Regions from separate parts of the Mus musculus genome. Here region 2 is linked to region 1. Evidence: chromatin contacts called from ENCODE Hi-C or POLR2A ChIA-PET data. All regions are on one chromosome and are shown on one strand. The core of a region is the stretch at or near the end of the contact, and the rest is flanking DNA. Distances in the headings are between cores, read along the strand shown.

Region 1 (3,974 bases), core at 1,022-3,521:
CAGTACATATAAACTAGAATGCTGCCAAACTACAAAGGGAGACTGGAAACTCAAGAGTTTGATGGCAATAGAAAAACCTCCAAACTGTATTTCTATTCAAGCAGAAAAAGCAAGGTACAGAAAAGCCTGCTCAATTGCTTAATAAATAAGAGGGGGCAATCCTGAAGGGGAAAAACTCTGCAAGAATACACAGGATGCTGTCAAAACAGTCAGAAACAACTTTCCAGAGGGAAATAAATACAACCAAGACAAGGACTTTCGCTGTTTTATTTTCTGTAATTTTTGAATTCTGAATCACACGACAGTACATTCTAATCAGTTAAAAGCACTTAAAATTGTAAGACTGTTTTCTGTATATAATAGCATACATACACTGTACATAATATTGCTTAATATATGTATTATATATTACATACTGTATATATTAGACTCTTTTCACACTTTCTGTCTCTTTCTGTGCCTCTCTCTGTCATACAAGTTTAACAATAGACTATAGCCATCGTTAGCTACTTTCTGTGGTGAGCAAAGACAGCTCTACATTAGGTCTCTACATTAGGTGGACACATACTATCGTCAGAAATGTCCAGCTGGGAAAACCACAGCCACGTAGAAGGGAAAAAACCAGATCTGGGCTTATTTTGCTGACTACTCAAGTGTCAGGCCCTTGATCATGTATTACCATCACCTACCAATTACTGAGAAACTTTTTCTGCCCGTTCAGTATCATTTGCTGAATAGCCGTATCGTTCACTAGATGTGGGTCTGTCGTGACCCCTGTATCATTTTCTGTCCTTTCCAGTTGCTCCCTGAATAATCTCTTGTTTCCTTGTTGCTGGGCAGTAAGTCGGTTTATCCTCCCCTCTGCTGTGCTATCGTCTGCATCTCTCTAATGAGCCTCATCCTGTATTTGACAGACAGTTTCTGTTTTGACAAGGTAAAATTGATCAGTGAATTATACTCGTGCAAAACATCTACACACACACAAACCCACTACAGAGAAAGATTCAAGTGTTGTCCACTTCCTTGCAGATAATAACTTGGGAAGCAGTTTTAATGGGCAGATGAATTCTAAATGGAGGTCTCTGTTTAAACTTCACAGTCCATAAATAGACACCAAGTGCAGACATCCTGCCTTTTGACCTGACTTTTGCCACTGGAAGCATTTAGGAGTACACTAGTATTTCTTTGCTCTTCTGTAAATGAGACTGGGTTGGTATACACCCAGTAAGATGGCTAGACAGATCCTACCATGCTCATCTGTCCCTGGGACCCTATGGAGAACCCTGACCAAGCCTTTGGAGCTCATTGGCTTTCGGTAGGACCCGGTTGAATTCTGAATTCAACGACTCCAGAGCGGATGTTTCTTGTGAGCCCGGCTCAGGAGATAGGTAGCGTGAGAATATGAAGTTGCATTTCCAATTTTCATCTCACAGACTTAAATAGATTCTGGGGGAAAAAAAAGACAAAGACTGTAGAAATATTCAGATTTAGTATCAGTAACTTGCAGCTTAAAGAAAGCATGACAACCCAAGATTGTCTGGGAACGTGCACCCTGTGGTACTGCTATTCTAACTGCAGGGACTGAGGGGGAGCACTGTTGGGACTGTTATAGACCTACCCTTCAGCATAGAAGGGACACACGTCTGCTCACCTGCCATGCCTCAAAGTCCGAGTTCCAAAGTTAAAGACATTTAAGCTTTCTTTGAGAAGGAAAATGACACTGGAAATCCTGTGCTAAAGAGAACAGAAGCCCTGAAAACTGTCCGTGGGAGCCAGTTTATGTGCCTTCAGTATATTCCCTAAAAGGGTCTCAGACCACCTTCCCTCAAAGTTAAGAACCAAACTGTTTCAGCCCAAACTTCTTATTTCGTAGAAGAAAAGAACACGCAAGCCAAATCTTTAAACAACTTGCCAAAACCCCAAACAATATCCCTCACTTGCCAGAACAGCCTTTAATTGAGAGCGGGACTGGTTCCTGCCAGTACTGGGGAGAGACCCTACTTGCAGGCACTGCACAAAGCTCCAGCCCCTGCCTTGCCAGTTCTCCCTCAGTGTCCAAATTAAATTTAGAGAGGAAGACGCGAGGTCATGGGAAGGGTCCTTGCTTCCTGGAGGTTTCAAATCCCAAATGGAGGCTGGAAACTGGTAAGGGATCCTCCTTGGGAACTTCTGAAAAAATAACTCATTTGAAAGTATCCCGATGCCAAGAAAAACGTGACCCTGTCCCCCGCCCTTCGGCTCTCCCCACAGCCCTCCTTCCTCCTGGCAGGTAACCTGGGCTTCCATGGTATTCTTTCAGCTTCCTCGGACCTCCAGCTGAGCTTCCCGTAGGGAGGAGGGATACAAAAGGCATTAGCCTGGAAGGACTGGTTTTACCATCTCTTTTCAGACCGCTGTTTCCTCTTTGGAAGACCACGTGTTTTCCTTAATTCGGTTTCCTGTTCCCCATCCTGCTGTCACCTCATCTTTACCCCCCACTTCCAGCCCAAGCTGGCAGATCACTCAGCTTCTCAACCAGCCACACCAGTGTTTCCTTTCCGCCTTTTTTATTTAAAAAAAAAAATGAATTTCCTCTTCTGACTCCTCCAGCTTAAGGACCCCTCATCTTTGTCCGAGTGCCATAGACAGTAGGACTCGTGAGAAGAAGGCAATTTAACAGCTCTCTCAAGCCTTTCTTTGGACTTCATTCACTAGCCTCTGATTTGCTATCTGTTTCTCCCACTTCCTGTTTCCTAGGGTGCATTTGTGTTCACTGTAGCATAGACTCAGATAGCCAGGTATTAAAGGTACAATATGTAGATGCTCTTGAATATCAGAATAGAAGAAATTGTATAGAGAACTATGAGATTGCAGGAAGGCAGAAACACAAGAAGAGCTACTGTGAGGTTTGTGTTTCAAAGAATTTAGAACTTCTAAATGAGAGTAAGAATCACAAAGTGCAGCTACGTCTTGAAGTGTCAGAGGAAATACCTGTTTTTACTGAACCAGTGCCATGCAAATACGTATGCACAACATCGTCGTCCCTCATCCTCGTGCGAGGCCCAGGTGAACGGCCATGCTCAAGCTTCCACCCTCATCCCCACAAGGAGCCTTACAGGACAACAACGCCAACAGGAAGCAGAGAAGCAGACAGGGATGTGACTGTGAAGACAAATCTCAGGCAACTAAAGTAAAAATCTCCTCCGTTTGTCAATTTGAAAAGGACCATGCAGCTCTGGGAACACAGGCTGGAGCTCCCTCAGGTAAGAATCCTAACGAAGAGACTTCACCCGCTGCGTTCATGAGGTTGTTTGAGAGATCTGGGGGGCTCAAACACCCAGTAAGGTCCAGAAATTCAAAGTCAGAACCAGAAGTCCAAGGCGAGGCCCAGCGCGGGCCAACTTGAGGAAAGTGCACACTGCTTCATTCTGGGTTTTCTGTCTCCCTCTGTATTCCTAAACAGTCTCCAGCCCGTTTCTTTTCTATTCTGTTTGGTTTGTTTTTTTTTGTTTTTTTGGGTTTTTTTTTTTTGTTTGTTTGTTTTGAGATAGGATTTCTCCATATAGCCCTGGTTGCCCTGGAACTCACACTGTAGACCAGGCTGGCTTCCAACTCAAGAGATCTGCCTGTCTCTGCCTCCTGACTGCCGGAACTAAAGGCTCATGCCATCACCACCTGGCTCAACTGTTTCTCTAAATGGCTGAATATCTTGATTCTCTAAGGATTTTTCCATGTTTTCTCCACCCCCCCCACACACACACAAAAGATGCAATTGGGGAGGAAAAGTGGTTTTTTGTGTGTCACCACTATTGAGTGTGGGGTTTTTTGGTTTTGTTTTTTTTTTGAAAGCTTCAACATTGAATTTTCTGGGTCTCTTCAGCCACATGGTGAGAAAGAGAGTGGGAAAAGTAATAGGCCTTCAGTCCTGGACTGTGATCAGAGAGCTTCGGGGTGTGTCTTAGTTAAGCTGTCTATAGCTGTAACGAAACATCATA
Region 2 (3,974 bases), core at 417-2,916, 75 kb before region 1:
ACCCAGGAGTCAATGGGAACAAAGGACAAGTGGGAATGAAGACTGTTAGGAGGAATGAATAATGTTTGTTAAGAGGAGGGTACTTCAGACATGGAGGGCAGGACCATCAGCATGCCCACCAGGCGCACCCCATTAAAGACTTGTCAGCCATGACCATTCTACCCAGTCCCACCATCAACCCAGTCTTGCTCACTGATGCGGATGGCACTGGAAAGAGCTGAGGATGAGGGTGTCTAGTGTACACAAGCAACTCTGATGTCTACATGGCAGATGGCATCTTCCTGCGGTTTTCATCTAAGTATATTTTAAACTTCCTCACCCATCTTTCATAGAAAGAAAGGAAAAAAAAACATTTAAACTACTAGCGTATTTGAAGTATTTAACTACTTTGAAAATCAGCGACCATTTCTGCTAACAGTGAACTCGTATTTGCTCAATGACCCTGCAATTCTATGCCTGTGTAGACCCCCATGTGTGCACGTATGCATGTTTGCCAGAAGGCAAATACTAGAAAGCTCTCAGAGTGCACAGTGGTTTTTCAAGGAATGAAAACAGGCCAAAGTCATCCATGGGAGACTTGTTTAAGAAGTATGAAGTCATATGACACATGGTATGTGTATCACACACATACATACATACATAGTGCAGCATAAACTCCAACCACCACATTGGTTTTCTAAAATTAGCACTGGTACCAAAAGGAGCCAGATACCAGAGAACACATGCAACTTAATTTCCTTCACACAAAGTTTAAAATCAGAGAAAATTAGTTTTGAGATATGTCAGGCTACTGCAGTTTGCACTGTAAACCATGGTGCACAACATGTGCAGTACTGAACTTAAAGCAAAACAAAGCAGCCCCTATCTACCCTCTGTGTGGGACTCTCTGGTTGCTCTAGTCTAGTTAAGCCTAGCAGTGACTGGTAAGTGGATTTACAGTAATTAGTGGATTATGTCCTATAATTTGAAAAACACTGATATTCATGCAGGCTAGGCTTTCAGAGTGGCTCACGGGTTAGCTGATCTCACTAAGCCTCAGTGCCCTCTCCATAAACAGGGAAATGATGGTGTCATTTGCCAAGAGTGTTGTGGAATTGGATGAGTTAAGGCACATTAAGGTTTTAGCATATTGACTAAACAGTCAGTTTGTGCCTTACATATGCACATGCGCACATACAGGCACACACACACACACACACACACACACACACACACACACACACACACACTTTTATTAAATATCCAGGTCTTTCTTCCAGACAATAAGCCTTCCAAATCCTTGTTCTCAGTTTGTGCTGATAAGGGGAGTCAGCCTTCCCAAGGAGACTTAGAGGTGACTCACTGCTCTAGGGAAGCCAAGTTCCTTGTTGAAGACCATCTGGGATTTCCACCTCAGGGTGGGCTCCTTTAAGCTCTTCCTGTGTTCCCACACCATGCTCCCCTGGGCTGTTTTCTTGTCTGCTCTGGCCTCTTTGGCAGGGCCTGAGTTCATTTGGCCATGTACAGTGAAACTGTACTTGAACGATCTTTGTTTCTTAAAAAGTCATCTTAGCTTGGGAAATGTTGGCCACTGCTAAGAGCAAGCCCTCCTACTTGGCCATGGGGTCTGACCAGCCCCCATCACTTCCTCCAACAACAGGGGCTTTATGCTCTCATGCAAAAAGACCAGCTGTCAGCTTAAATTTCCCTAATCCAGCCAGATCCCAACTCAGCCAACCAACAGTCGCTATCTGGGGGAAGCCCATCTGTGAAAGGCAGCAGTGCCCTTACTGGAATGACATGTCATAAAAATTAGTTTGGGCACTAATCTAAAGAAGCTTTGTGCTGAGTCGAGGGACTGCAAGGTCCCAGTTGGTGCCCTTCTCTTTGCCGAAGAGCTGGACCAGACAGACTAGCAGAGCAGAGCATGAACACACTAGCAGTGCCCCACACCTTGCTTGTCACTCTCAACCTGGAGAGATGCCATCTTTACCACCCCACCTCACCCCCCCAGTCCTCTCCACCGGGAAGCTCTGAGGGCTGAAAGGGTGTGGGCGAAAGGAAGTTCACTGTTTTGTGTATAGTGCTGGTCATAGGCAAAGGCCGTGGGGGTCTTTAAACCGTTGGCTAACTTTAGCAATCTATGGTTCGGTTTGTTAAGAAGGATAGGAGCTCATTCTTAACATTCTTCCTCTGCAACTGTTCCCTCTCACCCTCTCAAGGGGACAGGGGCGGTCAGTGGTCCTCTTTAACCTTGAATTGCCTACATAGTGTACTTACTTGGTGACACTTCAAAACAGTCACCATTCCAGAGGCTCCTCAGATAATGGTGGAACGGCCTGACCACCACCACCACCATCACAGCATCACCACCCCTGCTGGCTCCATACTGGGGTTTGTCTGACTTGACCTTGTGCATCTCTTGTACATAAGTGGAATTCATGGGACAGAGGGGGGCAGAGGGAGAGACAGAGAGAGAGAGAGAGAGAGAGAGAGAGAGAAAGAGAGAGAGGAAAGGGTGGGCATGTGAAACTGGAAAGAAACATAGTGATGGTAGTGGGTGAGGAGGAATTGGAGGAGAAGGGCTGGATCAAACATACTATATACATGTATTAAACGTCAATCATGCATGCACACATACACACACACATACACATATTCGAGCACACCTTGTGCAACAGAATGCAGCTTTTGAACTGTTTTTTTTTTTCAGATAATCCCATAGGTATTTTTGTACCTGTTCACTTTCATATAATTTCTTGTTTAAAATGCTTTTGAAATTTGTCCTGGATGTATAGGTATTAGAAGCTTAGGGGAATGAATTCTATAGAGAAATTCAAAAGAAAAAAGCATACCACTTTCTAATAAAAAAATTAAGAAGCATTTTCTTTGAACTAATTATGAGTATTTTCTGACTTTTTCCTTTCCTTCTTTTGTTGTTTTTGTTTTGTGAACCAGTCTTTGGAATAGCCCATGGTTTTGGCCACACCTTCATTTCAAAGCAATGCCGTTTTTTTAGACCAGCCTGAGTGCTGAGGGGTCTGTTTTGTAGCTTGAGGGATCTGGAGGGTGTTTTCTATTGGCTTTCTCCAACTGTAACAAAGTTGGGCAAGAAAAAAGACATTTGTTGATTAAAACCATGTTTGTGGCATTGTATATGAAGGACTTGTGCATTTTGTCATTTACTAACAAAACATGGAGTCTCATGCTGTCTTGAAAAAAGATTACACAAACCAGGCCTGGAAAGATGGCTTAGTGGTTAAAAGCACTGGCTGTTTTTCCGATGGACTCTGGTTCAATTCTAAGTGCCCACATGGTAGCTCACAATTGTTTGTAACTCCAGTTCCAGGGGATCTGATACTCTCACACAGACATACATGCAGAGCAAAATACCAATGCACATAAAATAAAAATAGATAAATTATTTTTTAAATAATTATACAGGGCTGAAATTAAAAACATGGGAGAAATGTGAAACCATTTTTTTATTTGTTTATTTAATTCATTTACTTACCTGTTTGCTTAGTTTGGACTCACCCATACATTCCCAGATCTTTTCAATCAAATGTACACTATTTCTTCAAGTTCTGGTGTCTCCTTTCAGCCTCCCCCTGCAGTGTGTTTTGTTTTTTTGTTTTTTTTCTTTTAACAATGTACCTGATGTTCTTATGTTAGCATGCATTGTCATGGGAAGAGCACAACACAAGACAGGGGAATTGAGGCCATGGACCACTTCTTAGAGTATTAAGATTTAAGTTTTAGAATGATATTTAGCTGGGTATAAAATAAGGAGGGGGGCAGATATTCCCAGTGTGTGAAAAGATGCCTGCTCAAAAAGAGCACACCCCAGGTTGCCTCGGAACTAATGTATCTTCATTTTAATGTCGTTTCCCTGGCTTGACTTGCACACTTGCTTTTAGCACCTGCTTAACAAAATTAAAACGAGTCAGCATATCTCTCTAGTTTTTCCACTTTTCCTCATTCTATTTAATTTT

What was found. A loop is a pair of places that touch in the nucleus more often than their neighbours do. ChIA-PET counts read pairs that join two places held with the same protein, here RNA polymerase II (POLR2A).
Region 2: a loop to region 1 is called in a map of heart, with 2.2 times the contacts of the local background. The contact joins two enhancer-like sites. A Hi-C loop is called at or near these places in 3 of 37 maps with a recorded cell type or tissue (all heart). POLR2A ChIA-PET finds 5 or more read pairs at or near these places in 1 of 5 experiments (Patski).

What each region holds. Positions count from the first base shown.
Region 1 is chr13:112,083,087-112,087,060 of GRCm38, reverse strand. No RefSeq gene overlaps it. Among named protein-coding and RNA genes, the nearest start is that of Gm41062, 16 kb to the left of the region's middle. Within about 2 kb of position 2,271, at least 1 of the 3 ENCODE cell types and tissues checked has a DNase peak (open chromatin) inside an H3K27ac peak, as active enhancers do.
Region 2 is chr13:112,157,935-112,161,908 of GRCm38, reverse strand. No RefSeq gene overlaps it. Among named protein-coding and RNA genes, the nearest start is that of Gm41063, 23 kb to the left of the region's middle. Within about 2 kb of position 1,666, at least 2 of the 3 ENCODE cell types and tissues checked have a DNase peak (open chromatin) inside an H3K27ac peak, as active enhancers do.